Linked DNA regions of Homo sapiens: region 2 is linked to region 1. A link is a loop called in an ENCODE intact Hi-C map of the cell type or tissue named here. Cell type or tissue: dorsolateral prefrontal cortex. All regions are shown on one strand. Each heading gives the region's core, and the rest is flanking DNA. Links, peaks and the distances in the headings are about the cores only.

The links. A loop is a pair of places that touch in the nucleus more often than their neighbours do. Peaks named below come from ENCODE experiments on the same cell type or tissue, not always from the same donor. Only the 100,000 strongest peaks of a DNase experiment are listed, where the experiment ranks them.
Region 2: a loop joins it to region 1, with 2.3 times the contacts of the local background. A loop is called at or near these places in 3 of 110 quality-filtered maps.

The regions. Positions count from the first base shown.
Region 1 is chr11:119,579,622-119,587,945 of GRCh38, forward strand. It overlaps LOC107984398 (a long non-coding RNA gene), which reads right to left and starts at 3,528. Exons shown (of 2, transcript XR_001748412.2): 1 at 2,213-3,528; 2 at 1-1,654. RefSeq lists an enhancer at 5,687-6,501. In dorsolateral prefrontal cortex, for the core only: no CTCF peak of the experiment used is centred there; DNase peaks (open chromatin) are centred at 4,820, 5,189 and 5,565; H3K4me3 peaks cover 1,610 bases; H3K27ac peaks cover 2,040 bases.
Region 2 is chr11:119,530,435-119,538,758 of GRCh38, forward strand. No RefSeq gene overlaps it. Among named protein-coding and RNA genes, the nearest start is that of THY1, 110 kb to the left of the region's middle. RefSeq lists an enhancer at 3,223-3,752. In dorsolateral prefrontal cortex, for the core only: CTCF peaks have their summits at 3,611 (motif pointing left) and 3,811 (motif pointing left); a DNase peak (open chromatin) is centred at 3,587; H3K27ac peaks cover 690 bases.

The sequences.
Region 1 (8,324 bases), core at 282-8,281:
AAGGCTGACTCCCTCTTGCTTCTAGCCCCCCAGGCTGGCTGTCCTCACTCATTCCTGGGCATAGGCCAAGCTAACCATGGGAGGAATTTAGTTTACAGTTTAACTTTGAAGAAAGGATGATAATAGTCCCTCTCTAAAACTGATCCCCTCCTTGTTAGGGGGCTGAAACTGCCTTTGTAAGACCAATGGAAGGCCACAAGATTACAAATATAGAAGGGGCCTGAATTCTGCTTAAATGTAGGGCGGGGCCGGGCACGTTGGCTCATGCCTGTAATCCCATCACTTTGGGAGGCTGAGGCAGCAGTTTACGAGGTAAGGAGTTTGAGACCAGCCTGGCCAGCGGGGTGAAACCCTGTCTGTACTAAAAATACAAAAAAAAAAAAAATTAGCCGGGCATGGTGGCTCATGCCTGTAGTCCCAGCTACTTGGGAGGCTGAGGCAGGAGAATCACTTGAACCTGGGAGGTGGAGGTTGCAGTGAGCTGAGATTGCACCACTGTACTCCAGCCTGGGTGACAGAGTGAGACTCCGTCTCAAAAAAAAACAAAAAAAAATGTAGGGCATAGTTTCCATCATCTCTTATTGCTAAGGAATTGTTGTGGCTAGAGGTCACAAGTTTTGTGACTTCCCCATTGCTCCTACAGATACCACCACTACCGATCCCAGAATCTAAGATTAGTCTTCTGAGATGTATCTCAGACTTCTGCATTCTGGCAACCAACTGAGCCCACCTGGACTTAATGATTCACGACTCAACCAGTCCTGTGCCCTCACCCCAAACAGAGGCAGACACAGTGGATGAGGACAGTTTCCCACTGTGATTGCATCCCTGGCCAATCAGCAGCACCCATTCCTTAGTTCCCTGCCCACCAAACTATCCTTGAACAATTCTAACCTCCAAGCCTTCAAGGAGATTGATTTGAGCAATCTCCAGTTCTCCCATGTGGCTGGCCTATCATTAATTAAATTCTTTACTATAATACCACAGTATCAGTGAATGGGTTTTGTCTGTGCAGCAGGCAGAAAGAACCCACTGGGCAATTACATGGTGACTTGCTGAATGCATCAGGCCATGGACCTATTGCAGTTACAACACTGTAGAAGAAGCATCTGGCCTGGGAGACAGGGTGCCTTGTCTCTGGGCCTGATTAGCCACCACCAGCCTTAAGCAACTCACCACCTCCCTTGGAGTCAACATACATGCTGGGAGCAAGAGGCTCCCAACTCCTCGCTGATCACCCAGGAGAGGTTTACAGTAAATGCTCTGAACTTCCAGGACCAATTTTCCAAAGCAAAAGTCAGGTCTCTCAGTCTGACAAGTTGTTTCTTCTTCTTCCTTCTTCCCTTCTCCTTCTCCTTCTTCTTCTCCTCCTCCTCCTCCTCCTCCTTCTTCCTCCTTCTCCTCTTCTTTCTCTTCTTCTTCCTCCTCCTCTTCCTCTTCTTTCTTTCTCTTCTTTCTTCCTCTTCCTTCTCCTTCTTCATCTCCTTCTCCTTCTCCTTCTTTTTTAAATCAGGCAGGCTCCCAAGCCCGAGTAGGCACAGAGAGGTTACTGGCGCATTTCTAAGGATGAAGGGACAAGGAATTTGCAACTGAGCTGTCCTGGTGTCATTGACCTCAAGGATTCTCTTCCCCATTGTTGCCCTAAAGGTAAAAACTGAGGGAAAATTAATATAAGAAGAGAGTTTGTTTGCACCAAGTTCGAAGACTGCAATCAGGGAGCATAGATTTAAGTTGCCCTGAATATAAGCTTAATTAGCAGCAGTTACAAGTGGGTTTTCAAAAGAAAAGAAGAGGCAGTTCACAGGTTGTTTACCAAGAATCTACACTAAGATAAGCTGGGCAACAGAGTGAGACCCCTGTCTCTATAAAAAAAAAAAAAAAAAAAAAAAAAAAAAAAGGCCAGGCACAGTGTCTCACACCTGTAATCCCAGCACTTTGAGAGGCTGAGGCTGGTGGATTGCTTGAGCCTAGGAGAGCAAGGCCAGCCTGGGCAACATGTCAAAAACCCTGTCTCCACTAAAAATACAAAAAATTAGCCAGGCGTGGTAGCACACGCCTGTAATCTCAGCTACTGGGGAGGCTGAGGCACAAGAATTGCTTGAATCTGGGAGGCAGAGGTTTTGATGAGCCAAGATCGTGTCTCTGTGCTGCAGCCTGGGTGACAGAGTGAGATTGGGTCTTAAAAAAAAAAATTACCTGGGTATGGTAGTACCTGGCTGTAGTCCCAGCTACTCCAGAGGCTGAGGCAGGAGGATTGCTTGAGTAGAGGAGGTTGAGGCTTCAGTAAGCAATGATCATGCTACTACCCTCCAGCCTGGACAACAGAGTGAGACCCTGTCTCTAAAAAACAAGTAATAATAATAATAACAACAACATAAGCTGTTCATTCGTCATTTGCTATTCTTTGTATCACAAATTTAGGAACCTGAAGATAATGGGTGAGGCAGCTAGTCAGGAACAGAATCCCTTTGAACAATTGCTCCTGGGCCTGGGTGGAGTATGAGGAGGGATGTGTATGACTGAATTCCCAAACTCCTGTCTCTCAGGGCCTGATCAGTTTTGCAGGGCTTAGACCGCTCTGAGCTATTTTTCTTTTCTCACCATGTTCTCTACTGCCCCACACCATGAGGCAAGGGCTCAGAGGGAGTTCAGTGAGAAAAGAATTTGGAAAAAACGCTCAGGCATCAATATTCAAAGTCCTTGTTTAGAAATAGGAAACTAAGGAAGACAGGAGCCCCTGGGTCATCCAGATTCTGTAGAGGAGGAAAAATACCTTTTCCTTCCACCTTTCTTAGGTTCATTGGCTGGAACACCTGTAACAAAAGACAGATTAACAAGAGAAAAACAAACAGAAGTTTATTAACCTCTATACCTCATGTACACATGGGAGATGCCCAGGGAAAAAGGAGTACATCTCAAGGAAGTGGTTTAGAATTCAGGCTGAAATACCATCTTCAGCTGAAACGAAGAAAGAAGGGTATGAGGGAGGCCAGTTATGGGGAGGTGACCAGGAAAAGCACAGTAAACAAGGGTAAGGTTTGCTATGCATATTAAAGTCAGTGCTTATCCATTGATAAGTCTCTAGTGATTTGGAGACATCCTTCTCTTCCTGGTACAGAGAGGGAGACATCCTTACAAAGGGAGATTTCCTTTGTAAATGTAAATTTCCCATATGAAAGGGTAACTTCTACTCTGTTTTCAGTTTCTCCTGTGTCTGCAGATTCTCAAAATAATTAACTCAAAATAATCCTTATGCCAGAGAGGCATATGCTAGGGTGGTATATTCTGGTCCCCTACAGTCATATTTTGGTCTCCTACAATTCACAGAGAAAACTAGTGTCAGAGACGAGACTAGAAGCCAGCACAAGATGTATAGAGCCAAAGATATGTTGCTGCCATTCTGGGTGAAGGAGCCCAGAATCTAATGTGGTGTCTGCTCCTTCTCTTACCTGGGCACAAACCGAGATCTATTTTTTTTTTTGAGATGGAGTCTCGCTCTTTCGCCAGGCTGGAGTGCAGTGGTGCAATCTCAGCTCACTGCAACCTCCACCTCCCGGTTTCAAGCGATTCTCCTGCCTCAGCCTCCTGAGTAGCTGGGACTACAGGTGCATGCCACCACGCCCAGCTAATTTTTGTATTTTTAGTAGAGATGGGGTTTCACCATGTTGGCCAGGATGGTCTCGATCTCCTGATCTCGTGATCCACCCGCCTTGGTCTCCCAAAGTGCTGGGATTAGAGACATGAGCCACTGCGCCCAAACTGCAATCTTAAAGGAAACCCAGCCTCATGCTTCGTCTTTTCTCATGTTTCCCTGCCCCTCTTCTCTTGCTCAGGTGCTGGCAGCCTGTCTAGTGGAGGGTTGCTCTGGATGCAGCAAGGTTGGACAGGATGAGCTCTAGAGAGCCAGGGCTTTTGATCTTAGACCTGGGGAGAGGTGGGACCTGGGAGGTGAGCTGCAGGTAACCCAGTTGCAGTAGCCATTAGCCAGCTGTGAGCCCTCGGGAACTGGGAGTCAGGACTCCTGGGATCTGCCTCCTTTCTCTCTCCTCCCTGGTCTTCTGAGGCCAACTCATCTTTGGTTTTCCACTGGGAAATGTTTTCACCTCTCCAAACCTGGACAGAGCGCCTCCTCCTGGCTGAGTGGGGATGTTCTCCAGAGAAACTTGGGACCTTGGGGAGCAACACTGCACACATGGGGTTCATCAAAAAGCCATTTGCAGGCAGGGTGTGGTGGCTCACGCCTGTAATCTCAGCACTTTGGGAAGCTGAGGCGAGTGGATCATCTGAGGTCAGGAGTTCAAGACCAGCCTGGCCAACATTATGAACCCCCATCTGTATTAAAAATACAAAAATTAGCCGGGCGTGGTGGCATGCATCTGTAATCCCAGCTACTCGAGAGACTGAGGCAGGAGAATGGCTTGAATCCAGGAGGCAGAGGTTGCAGTGAGCCAAGATTGCACCACTGCACTCCAGCCTGGGTGACAGTGTGAGACTCTGTCTCAGAAAAAAAAAAAATGCCATTTGCAAGGGTGAGAGTTGCATCCTCTGAGCCCCTAGCCCCTCCTCCTTGGCCTGAATGCAGGAATGGCAGGCTTGGGCACTAGTTGGATGGTTGGAGGAGGACTCCAACTCAGAGCAGAGCAGCACGCGGGGCCTAGAAGGCAGTATGGGAGCCACTTCTAGGTTCTGGAATGTGCAAACTCAGCCACGCACAAACCCTCAGCTTCCGGCCCAACCTCCTGCTGAGTTATTGAGGCAGATAATGGAAGAGGGGGGGCGCCTAGAAACCCCCAAGCCCCTCCTCCTGCCCATTGTGTCCTCCGATTCCCTCTTCCGCGGCTCCGCGCGGCGGAGCTCAGGGGCGCAGGCTCTTAGAGCTGCGGTGGGGCGGGGGCCGCGGGACGTCCGTTTGTTCTCCGCGGAGGAGGCGACGCGCCGCCAACGACCGCAGCTCCACGTCCTGGCGCTTCTGGGAGCCGCCCCAGCGGGAGCCAGGGAGAAAATGAATCGCCTTGAGTGACACAGGACATGGCAGATTGGATGTTTAATTTGGGTATCTCTTTAGAACGCCCCCCACGCCCACCTCCTCTGCTCCCACTTAGCATCCAGCCGGCGAGAAAGCCCTGCTCCTCACAAATTGCCTTGTCGGCTCGGAGAAAAATGCCAGCGTGACTGATTGCTAGGTGGGTCCCTCCAAGTGCGCGGGAAGGAACCGGCACGACCGCACAATGCTCCTTCCTACAGAGACGCGGCGTCGTGCCAGAGCCGGAGATTTGAGTCAGACACCGGGAAGGACTGCCCGTGGAGGAGGGCGGCTCGTGGGGCTGGGGGTTTGTTTAGGGGTCTCTCGGGTCCAGAGGGAGGGCCAGGCGACCCTGGCTGGGGTCTGGTGGCTGTGGGGGGCCTGCGGGGCCCAGAGGAAAAGGCCGGCACCCGGTCCGCGAGAGGGGGCACGTACGGGGCGCAGAGGCAGAACGCAGCCCGCAGCAGACGGACAGCCTTCCCCAGACTGCCTGGAGCTCGGAGCCCGGCGCCGAAACCTGCAGATCACAACCTGTCAGTCGCGCTTTCCCGGCAGCCTCACCTGCCTCCAGATCTTTCCAAACAAGGAAAGGAGCTGCAAACATGGCAATCACCTTCCCGGCAGCGGCAGACAGCTGCCAGGGAGCAGCAGGCGACGAGCCAGCCCAGTCAGGGAGGCGGAGACGTGATCAGGCTGCGGCAGCCCCCTATACCGAGCTAGAGCTCGGGCGGACCCCGCCCCCCGCCGCAGGGACTTTGGTGGATGTCCAAGGTCACCCGCAGCTCGGCAGGGGTTCAGCACCGGAGCAGCCACCTGTTCAGGTGGCAGTTCTGGAAGGACCCCTCGGGGCTGGGGGAGGGTGGGACTAGGGCCGCACCCTGGCTTTTGCTAACCATTTATGTGACTGGGGCAAGCGCCCTGGCCTTGGACTCTGACCACACCGCACAGGGCCTGGGGTCGCTTCCATGCAGCTCTCTCATTCTGATTCTGGAGATATCTTGGGAAGAGCTAAGAGTGGCTTTTAGGCCCTGAAGCTGGGTAGGGCCCAGAAACCACACTTTCTAGGCTGTGGAGTGGCCCTGATCCTCTCTTCATTGTCCAGATTATTGCTTGAAGCCAACTCAGTGGGGTGTTGAAGTGGCTAATCCAAGCTACTTGAGATGAAGAGGTGTTGGAAGGACTGACCCGGGATAAACCTGAGTGATCCCAGACTCAGGCTCTCAAAAGGCTGGAATGAAGAACCTCCTTTGGAGGGTTAATATAGGAGAATTTAAGGGGTCCCCACCTTCCTTCCCATCAGCCTGCTTAATGTTACTACCCATGCCAAGGACAGCCCGATGGGTGCGCCAGCTTCCCTTAGAACTGACTGCCTTTTACTCCATGAACTGTTTGAGATTGTGTGGGTTCTTCTGAGTTCTTGAAAGTATAGGACAAACAGAAGGGAGGATGCTCTCAACATGAATGTGGATAATTTGCCCCCAGTGAAGCCGCAGTGTGGGTAATTCACCTGTACAAATCAAGAGATGGATGCCTTTTCCATCTGGTCTCATTCAGATGTCTTCTCAAATCAGAAAATATCTACTCTTTAGCTCCCAGCCCAGGTGACACTTACTACTCCTTCACCAAGCCCACCTTCCCAGCTTCTTCACATACAGTAGCGGATGAATCGCCCCCCCCACCCATGCCACACGGAACAGGGCCATCAAAGTGGCCCTAGGCCAAGGGGAGGTCTCTGCCCCCTTCCCCAGCCCGGGGCTACCCTTGGGTCCTGCTCCTCAGGCCACTCCCCTGTCCCTGGCCATGTGGGGAGGAGGCTGCCCTGGTCATGGCCGCCTGCCTGTCATTCCTGACTCACCACCATCCCCAGGTGTACCATTCCTGCCCTCTGCTCAGCTGCAATTGAAGGCTTTAACTTTGCACACTTTGGGATCACGGTTGTGTCATTGGAATAAATTAAGCAGGTCTCAACCGCCTCCCCCACCCCAGGAAAAAAAAAAAGCCAGGGGGGGCCCTAGAATGAGAAAGCTGGAGGGAGCGGGCAGGAATCCACTTAAAACTATTCCTTAAGCTTAAAACATGGTGTAGGCGGGGAAAATATGATCAGATGGAAGTTAGGGTGGCAGAGAATGTCACCAAGTCATCTTGATCCATTGCAAGAAAGAGGCTGGGATCTGGGTGCCGAGGAAACCTTCACCAAGCTGTGTGAAGAAGACTCAGCCTTTCCTCAGTATCCTAGCTAGCTCTCCCTTCCCGTGCCACACCTTCTCTACTCTCTAAAGGGGCTTAACATCCTCATGCTCTCTGCTTCTTCACCAAGTTTTCAGCAAAGTATCTCTAATAGTCATTTACACCTGCATTAGAAGATAAGTTCCCGGGTGACAGCTTATGTAAATGTTCAGGTCAACTTTTCAGAAGGTATTTGCTATGGTTTGAATGTGTCCCTCCCAAAAGCATGTGTTGGAGGCATAATTGCTATTGTAACCATATTAAGAGGCGAGCCTCTTAATACGGTGGTTCATCCTGTAATTCCAGCTATTTAGGAGGCTGAGGTGGGAAAATCGCTTAAGGCCAGGAGTTTGAGACCAGCCTGGGCAACATAATGAGACCCCATCTCCAAAAAGTAAAAACATAAAAAATTAGCTGGGTGTTTGTAGTATGGCTATTAGCAGGTAGTTGGTGCCAGCTACTCGGGAGGCTGAGACTGAGGTGGGAAGATGGCTTGAGCCTAGAAGTTTGAGGCTGCAGTGAGTTATAATTGTGCCATTGTACCCCAGCCTGGGCAACAGAGTGAGACCTCGTCTCTAAAAAAACAGAAAAAGAGGCTGGGCATGGTGGCTCACACCGGTAATCTCAGCACTTTGGGAGGGTGAGATGGGCAGATCATGAGGTCAGGAGTTCGAGACCAGCCTGGCCAACATGGTGAAACCCCACCTCTACTAAAAATACAAAAATTAGCTGGATGTGGTGATGTGTGCCTGTAATCCCAGCTACTTGGAAGGCTGAGGCAGAAGAATCACTTGAAACTGGGAGGCGGAGGTTGTAGTGAGCTAAAATCATGCCATTGCACTCCAGCTGGGGTGACAGAGCAAGACTCTGTCTCAAAAAAAAAAAAAAAAAAAAAAGAAAGAAAGAAAGAAAAAGAAAGAGGCAGGATCTTTAAGAGGTGGTTAGCCATGAGGGGTCTGCCTTCATGAATGGATTAATGCCATTGGCCATTGTCTCAGGAATGGGTTCCTTATAAAAAGAGGTTAGCCCTTCTCTCTGTCTTCACCCTCTTCCTCCCCCCTCTCTCTCCCCCACC
Region 2 (8,324 bases), core at 96-8,095, 49 kb before region 1:
TAAGGTGGGGCCCAGCAAAAAGCCAGAGCTGGGGAAGGGGAACTTGAAGGAAGACTTGGAACCCAGCAGAGACCAGGATCAAGGGAGAACTTATCCCAGGGGTCTGCGTTCCCATTCTCTGGGTCCCAGTGCAGGGCCCCCTACCCTGGGCAGAACCTCTGCTAATCCAGTCAAGCCACTGCTGAAGCCGTTCTCACAGGGTGAACAAGAATTCTGGACAGAAATATGGTGATAAGCATTAATCAGGCTGCACTTGACCCACTCCTTTGTAACCGACAGTCACGTAGAACTTGACACTGGCCATTTGCATCCCAGTTGTTCCTATAGATAAGATATCTGGTGTTAGAGTCATAAGACTTTTGTTTAAGAATTACTTAAGCAGATCCTGAATTCCAGTGAAACACCTGACACCAATCATTTTGAAGACCCCTAAAGAGGAACCGAGTCCGGGTGAGAACACAGTTTCTTCATCTCCCTGTCCCATAACTTCACCCTGTACTCGAATCAATCGACAATCTCCACACTCTGGCCCCCTCCAAAACCATTCAAAACCCTAGCCCCAGACTCCTTGGGGAGACGGATTTGAGGTTTCCTTCTGTCTCCTTGTTTGGTGGCCCTACAATTAAACCCTTTCTCTGATGTAACCTGGTGTTTCAGCATATTGACTTGTCATGCACAATGGGCAACAAACCTCTTACGGTTACACTGCTGCCCCTCCTCCCAGCCTCAGCACCCAGGGGCACCCAGGATCACAGGGAGCAGCTTCCTCAGGAGTCCACACCCAGCCCTGGCCTGAGAGTGGCTTGCTTAGGCTGCCTGCCCCCCACCCCCAGGATGAGGCCGAAAGTATGTGGGCAGTTCTAGCAGCCAGCCCAGTCGAGTCCAGGACAACAGACTTGTTCCCAGGGAGCCCAGAGACACCCCAGGTTCAAAAGAGAGCTCAAAGAGAGGCCCTCCAGGGGAGCAGGAGCCCTGCTGGCTGCAATCCTGGTCCCCCCCAACTCCAGTACCTCCATGTCCAGCCATGTTCCGGCCACCTCCACTCCCAGGCTTGTGGGAGATTTGTCTTTCTTACCATGAGCCCAGGAGGAGATAGAGACCCCGTTGCTGGTTTCTCTCAGTACTGCTGGGATCTGCTGGCATTCTCACAAAGAACTTCCATAAATACTAAGGGGGAACAAAAGGGAAGTAATTACAGCAAATACAAACAGCATGAAAATAGTCAAGTTTTTAAAGTACCGGTTTCCCAGCCTCAGACAACCACCCTGGAGCCCTGGGGGCTGGTCTGCCTTCCCAGCGGGCCCTGTGCCAATGCTCCCACCTTCCCGGACTCGCCTGGTGCTGCCCATCAGGATCTTGGCACCTGCAGGTCTGGGGGCCAGGCTGAAGCCCCCACCTTTCATTTCTAGTTTTCCACGTGAGGATTTGCCTCACCACAGCTGGCCACTGGAGCTGCAGCATCTGACACACTGAATAACTCACCTTTCAGGTGCACGCGAAGGCCTCAACCATCTGGAGAACACCTGCTGCAACAGGTAACACCCCCGTGTCCAGGCCCAAGGCCTTGTCCATTGCACACCCACAGCCCAGCCCTGTTTTCACTACCTTGATGGACAATTGTTGGAGTTAACTCTCCAACTATCCACGAACCCTGATCCATCCTGCTCACACACAGCAGTGAGCACATCGAAGCCATTTGTTCAATGTGACCCAACCCCCTGAATTGATGCTGGCTGGATTAGAAAAAGCACCTGAGCCAAGCTGGACCCATGAGAATTCAGTCTTTGGGGCACTGGAGTCAGGGCGCAGGGACAGTCTCTTCAGAGAGTTCTCTGTCTATTCCACATACATTTGGGAGCTGTGGGTGGTCACCTTGGGTCATGAGGTCTGCCCACAGAAAAAAATGAAGCAGGTGTGCAGGAGAGATGGTGACCTGGAATTCCCAGGGCCTGGTGGCTTTGCTGTCCTCAATCCTTCCTTGCTGAGGCTCCACCACACTCCTGCCTTTAGCTTCTACAAGACACTCCTAAGTTCTTTCAGTAAATTGCCTCTTTGGGCTGAAATGCTAGTTTGAGTGGGTGTCTGTAACTTGCAACCCCAGGATCTCAACCCCTCGCCACACTGTAAGTGATAAAAACATAGTGTAGTTGGGGCCCCAAGAGGACCAAAGCTAGGCACTTGCTGGGGACTTGCAGGAGGAACTGAGAAGGCCCTTGGAAACAGGTGAGAGAATGGAGGGACACCAGGTATATCTCTCCCTGGTAGGGGAGCTGTTGGGGTGGGGACCCCGGAGAGCTCATGAATGGGGCAGGTCTAGCAAAGGAGAGACCCTTTAGAGCACTGCTTCTCCTGTAGAATCAATGTCAACTTGTCAGTAAACGGACTGCTGATGCAGCAGGATCTTTAAGCCCAAGTCCCCACACTCTTTCCAGCATCCCACCTTCTGGCCAGACCCCCACTCCCACCCCCTGCCTCCATGGCTGTGTAATGCACCAGACTAGGAGTCTGAGACCTGAGTTTGAGCCCCAGTTCAGCCACTGATGGGCTGTGTGAGTTTGGGCAAGTAACCCCACCTCCCTGGGCCTTGGCCCCCTTATCCAAAACGTGGCCGCCATAATCTCCTTCTATTTTGCATGGCTCCTTCGAATTCTCCCTCCCTTCTCCGGTCCCTTCCTCCTTTGCCCCTTCCTTCTGCTTGGCACTTGCCTGCCCAGCAAGCCTCCCCTTCTGATCCATGCAGTTCAGTGCACTCCCATCCGCTTCCTACAGCTCAGGAAACTGTGAGGGCCAGGCACTGGTGTGTACGGTGCCTTTGAATCTTACTTTAGGTTAAGATGCTCACCCGGTCTCCCCTTTCAGAAGGAGACCCTCTGAGGGCAGAGATCTGGTCCTCTTCTCCTTCTTCTAGACCGCTCAGTGTGCCTGGAACAGGGCTGAGCCCACAGCAGGGTGCCTGGATGAGCCCTGCCCTGCCGGCCTGTTCCCTGACCTTTCCTCCAGCCCTTTCCCTTCCCCACCCCTGGCAGGGAGGATGCTCCAGAGCCCGCAGTCCAAACTAAGCCAGAGTTGGGGGTCCCCAGCCTCTCCAGAAAGCCAGCTCCAGCCATGGGAGGGGGCATTGCTGGCTGTTTCTTCCCCACAGGCCTGCTCTCCTCACCCCTGCACCCTTCTGTCTGGAGGGGAGGCAGTGTGCCTCACCTGAGCCAGTCACCACAGCCCCAGTGCAGCTGGCTCCTTCCCTTCCTCTCCCGCTCCCTGGCATGGACCAGCACACCGTTCTTCTCCCACCGCCCATCCTCAGTTGCCCCTCGCCTCCCCCCACCGCCTTCTGTTCCCATGCTGGCGTGTCTCCCCCCCCAGGCAGCTGGGAGCAGGGCGCCTTCGATTTCTCTATTCAGTCTGAGGCGTAGCAATTTTCTGCTCTCCCATAATTAGGGGAATTTTAAGCAAACTCCCCGACGGATGATTACAGCAGGTTCAATCCTGGCTCCTTTGATCAGGGAAGAATGAGGACGTTGTTGGAATATTCCTCAACCTGCTGGCCAGACAGGCTCTGCGGCGCACGCCCGGCTCTCGGGCTCCCCCTGGAGGGCTTTGAACTTGTGTCCTGGCGTCTGAGTGTCCCTGGGTGCTGGAGTCTCCCCAGGAGAGGACTGGGTCCAAATTCTGCTTCATGAAGGATTATCCCAGAGGTAGCTTCTCTAGCTTTGGGCCAATATCTGGGCTCAGAGCCAGAGTTGGAAGTGGTCTCTTGGGTAGGAAGGAAAGTTAAAGGGTCATGTAGGGCAGTCTCCCAGGGCTGCTGTGAATGGCCGTGCAGGCCATACACTGTGCCCTCTAGGGGACATTATTCTCCCTGTAGCTTGTGTGAATGGGACTCCTAGGGTTTGTGCAATGTCCAGCCTGCACAACACAACTGACAGCTTGAACCGCTTGAATGACTCCACTTTTCTAAAACGGCAGAAGAGCCTCCTCCTTAGGGTTGAAAGGGGCTCTCCTCTGTTTAGTCCATTTCCCTCGCCTGTTGTGCCTGCCCAAGGCAGTGTGGAAGAGAGAAAAAAGCATGGCCTTTGCAGCCACAGCCTAGAGGGGAATTCCAGTGTGAATGTTTCCTGGCCGTGTAACCTTGGGTTAGTTAATGAACCTCCCTGAACTTTAATATCAATCTTAAAGGACTGTTTTGAAGATTAAGTAAGAGATGGACTAAAACATTGCTTGGCCCTTATGAGTCCTCAATAAATATCACTCCCCTCTCCTTTCCCTGCCCACGTCACACTTTCCTCTTAAACATTTCATCTTCCCAGACAAACCCTTTCTCCTCTGTCTGCCCCAGTCCTGAGTCCCCCAAAGGCTGTGCCAGATAGCAGACTGCATAGCTATATATATATATATATTTTTTTTTTTTTTCTTTTTTAGACAGAGTCTTGTTCTGTCACCCAGGCTGGAGTGCAATGGCATGGTCTTGGCTCACTGCAACCTCTGCCTCCCGGGTTCAAACAATTCTCCTGCCTCAGCCTCCTGAGTAGCTGGGACTACAGGCGCACACCACCACACCCTGCTAATTTTTGTATTTTTGGTAGAGACGGGGTTTCGCTATGTTGGCCACGCTGGTCTCGAAATCCTGACCTCGTGATCTGCCCACTTCGACCTCCGAAAGTGTTGGGATGACAGGCGTGAGCCACCGCGCCTGGCCCAGACTGGGTATATTAATAGGCTGCTAATGTCTCTGGCATCCCCGAGCAGTGGTCCTGGCTTTTCCATAGGTTAATTAGGCCATATTTCAGGATAATTACGACTGTATATTCCTACACTAATTAAGTGGCTCTAAACCCTCTCCAGAATGCAGCTCTGTGAATCATAATTAAGCCTTACCACCAAGTTCCTCTGCCAGCCACGGAGCCCGGCGAGCAGCCTGTTGTCCCCACTCCCAGTCATGGGAAAGGCTGCGTCTGAACCATGGATTTGAAAAGGACCTATTTTCCCGGGATCAGGTCGAGATGATTCCCAATAAACATTGGATGAGGCTTTGCCCTGTTCCTCTTTTGTTTTCACAAGGAGAGAGAGGAATAGAAATACAGTGTTGATACAGGTTTATCTCCTTCTTCTCCCCGCTCTGTTGAGTAGATGTAAATGGATTCCCAGGGGATGCAGGTGGTCGGGGATGAGAAGGTGATGCATGCATGCCTAGGCATAGGGGTGCGTGTGTCAGACTTTGGTGAGTGTACGTGAGAATGTGTGTGCTATAGCTATTGTTCACTAGGGACTTATGTCTAATATTAGCCAGCCAAGTTCATGACTACCCAACAATGAAAACGCGTGTACCAGAAAACACCTGTTGGAGAGGGCTACATAGATCTTCTCATTCCCAGTTTTGTTCTTTAATTTTTTTTTCTTATTTTAGAGACAGAGTCTTTGTATTAGTCTGTTCCTCACACTGCCATAAAGAACGACTAGAGACTGAGTAATTTTTTTTTTAAAAAAAGGTTTAATTGGCTCACGGTTCTGCAGGCTGTACAGGAAGCATGGCTGGGGAAGCCTCTGGAAACTTTCAGTCATGGTGGAAGTGGAAGCAGGCATGTCTTACATGGCCAGAGCAGGAGAAGAGAGAAGAGGGGGAGGTGCCACACATTTTCAAACAATCAGATCTCATGGAAACTCACTATTACAAGAATAGCAAGGGGGAAATCCACCTCCGTGATCCAATCCCCTCCCACAGGCTCCTCTTTCAACATTGGGGATTATAATTTGACATGAGATTTGGGCAGGGACACAAATTCAAACCATATCCTGGTGGATAGTCTTGCTCTGTCAGTCAACCTGGAGTGCAATGGTGTGATCATAGCTCATTGCAGCCTTGGACTCCTGGGCCCAAGCAATCCTCTCACCTCAGCCTCCTGCATAGCTGGGACTACAGGAGCACACCATTGCACCTGGTTAATTTTTTTTTTCAGAGATGGGGTCTCACTACATTGCTCATGCTGGTCTTGAACTCTTGGTTTCAAGCAATCCTCCCGCCTTGGCCTCCCAAAGTGCTGAGATTACAGGTGTGAGCCACTGCACCTGACCTGTTTTGTCCTTAATGGACCTTGCAAATTAGGCTGTGCACAACCTGGTGTTGGCCAGCCCTTCTGGCTAATGTCAGGATTAGCCTGAATTATGGAGTTGTCAGAAGATCCAATTTTGAGTCTTGGCTCTACCACTTGCTGATTATGTTACCTTAAGGAAGTCATTTGGCCTCCTGAGCCTTAGCTTCTTATCTGGAAAATGAAAATATTACCAACTATCTCACAGAACTCCTGAGAAAATTAAATAAGACATGAGGATGGAGCCAGTGACCCCATGTGAGAAGGCAGTGAGTTCTGAGCTCTTCTTTCAGCCATGGAGAGGGGGCTCACGTGGAAAGGGCCACACTCCCTTCCGGGTCCTCTATCTGGTGGCTCTTAGTCCTGGTGTGTTCCATCTGTGTTCATGGGCCACAGAGGAACAGAATCCAGGACGTCATTGCAGTAGCACCAGCGTTCACCACTAGGACTCACTGGGATGCATGTGTTCTCCTTAATGAGGGAAAACACAAAGCCCCTCTCATCTTGTACTGCAGGAGCTTGGAAAGGTCACCATGGGTCAGGACAGCAGATGGAGGATGGATATGAAGATGTCTGGAAAGGGTTTCTGAATCAACAATGCACGGACCTCGATCCCTGGCTTGCAGTCCTTAAAACCCCTGGCCTCCCTGCCCTTGAAAGCATCTTCATTCCCCCACCCTGATCCCTGTAGTCCCACCTTCCCCGCCGTTCTGGGGCCAGCAGCCCAGGCAGCAAAGAGGAAACAGCGGAGACATGTCCTCTTTCTTGCTGTCTTTTTGTGAAGAGATGGCCGCAGGCACTCTAAGACACTAATCAAATAAGGACAGGTGACAATACACCAACATCTGTGGAAGCCAAGGAGACACTCGGCTGTCCTCAGTAACAGGACAGGGAAGGGAGGCAGCATTTATTTAACCTGGTTGTCACACACCGCCCCTGGCTTCTTTGACAAGAGAGCACTGTGTGAAGACACAGATAAGCTCTGCTGGAAAATTGACAGCAATGAAGGAGGCCCCAGCCTCTTCACTTCTGTGGCCTGTGGATTACGGCTGTGTTCAAATAGAGGGAGGTGAGAGGCACTCGCAGCTTCCCTGAAACACAATCTGTAGGTGCAGGGGAATGAGCCTTGTTCTCTGTAAGGAGGGAGGGAAAGCCCACCCTGGGCTAGCAGGAGATCAGAGCTCGGAGGATGGTCCTAGCTGACTATTGATGGAGAAGGGAACTTGCTTTCTTGGTAGAGATGCGGAGCAGATCCAAGGTGGACTTTCTACTGTTTGTGCTGAGGGAAGTGAGAAAGGGTGGAGCAGAAGGCAGAGGCTCAGCACATAGGAGTGGTGAGTGAGCTGGTCACGGTGAGCCTGCACAGCCGCCCATAGAGCTTCCTGGCAGCACAAACAAAGCTTGTAAGAGATCTCAGCCGAGGAGGAGTCTATTGAAGTGGGAGGCTGGGCAAGAGATAGGGGGGAGGCAACAGAGCAGAGCCACAGAGGCCAGGCTAGGGAAACAGATCCTCTTGCATGTGGATCTCACACTCACTTCTTGTGCACAGGAAAGCATGCACAATGCCTATTTACACACTTATGCATGCCCATATGTGTACAAACATCTGTGCATGCACACTGCTATGGTGGTATTGTTTATTTTTTGAGGTAGGGTCTCACTGTGTTGACCGGGCTGGAGTGCAGTAGTGCAATTATGGCTCACTGCAGCCTCGATCTCCTGGGCTCAGGGAATGCTCCTACTTCAGCCTCCTGAGTAGCTGGAACTATAGGCATGCACCACCATGCCCAGCTAATTGTTTTATTTTTATTTTGTAGAGACAGGGTCTTGCTACATTGCTCAGGCTGCTCTCAAACTCCTGGACGCAAGTGATCCTCCCACCTTGACCTCTCAAAGTGTTGGGATTACAGGCATGAGCCACTGTACCCAGCCATGGTTTGATTATATGAGCCCTCTAAATCTTATGTTGAAATCTAATCCCCAATATTGGAGGTGGGGCCTGGTGAGAGGTGTTTGTGTTGTGGGGTTGGAACCTTCAGCACCGTTCTTATGGGAGTGAATGAGTTTCCACTCTTAGTTCCCACAGGATTGTTGGGAAGAGCCTGGCACCTCCTCCCCTCTCTCTGTTGCTTTCTCTCTTGCCATGTGACCTACACATATGTCTCTGTTTGTCTTCTGCCACGAGTGGAAGCTTCCCAAACCCCTCACCAGAAGCAGATGCTTTGGTGCCATGCTTCTTGT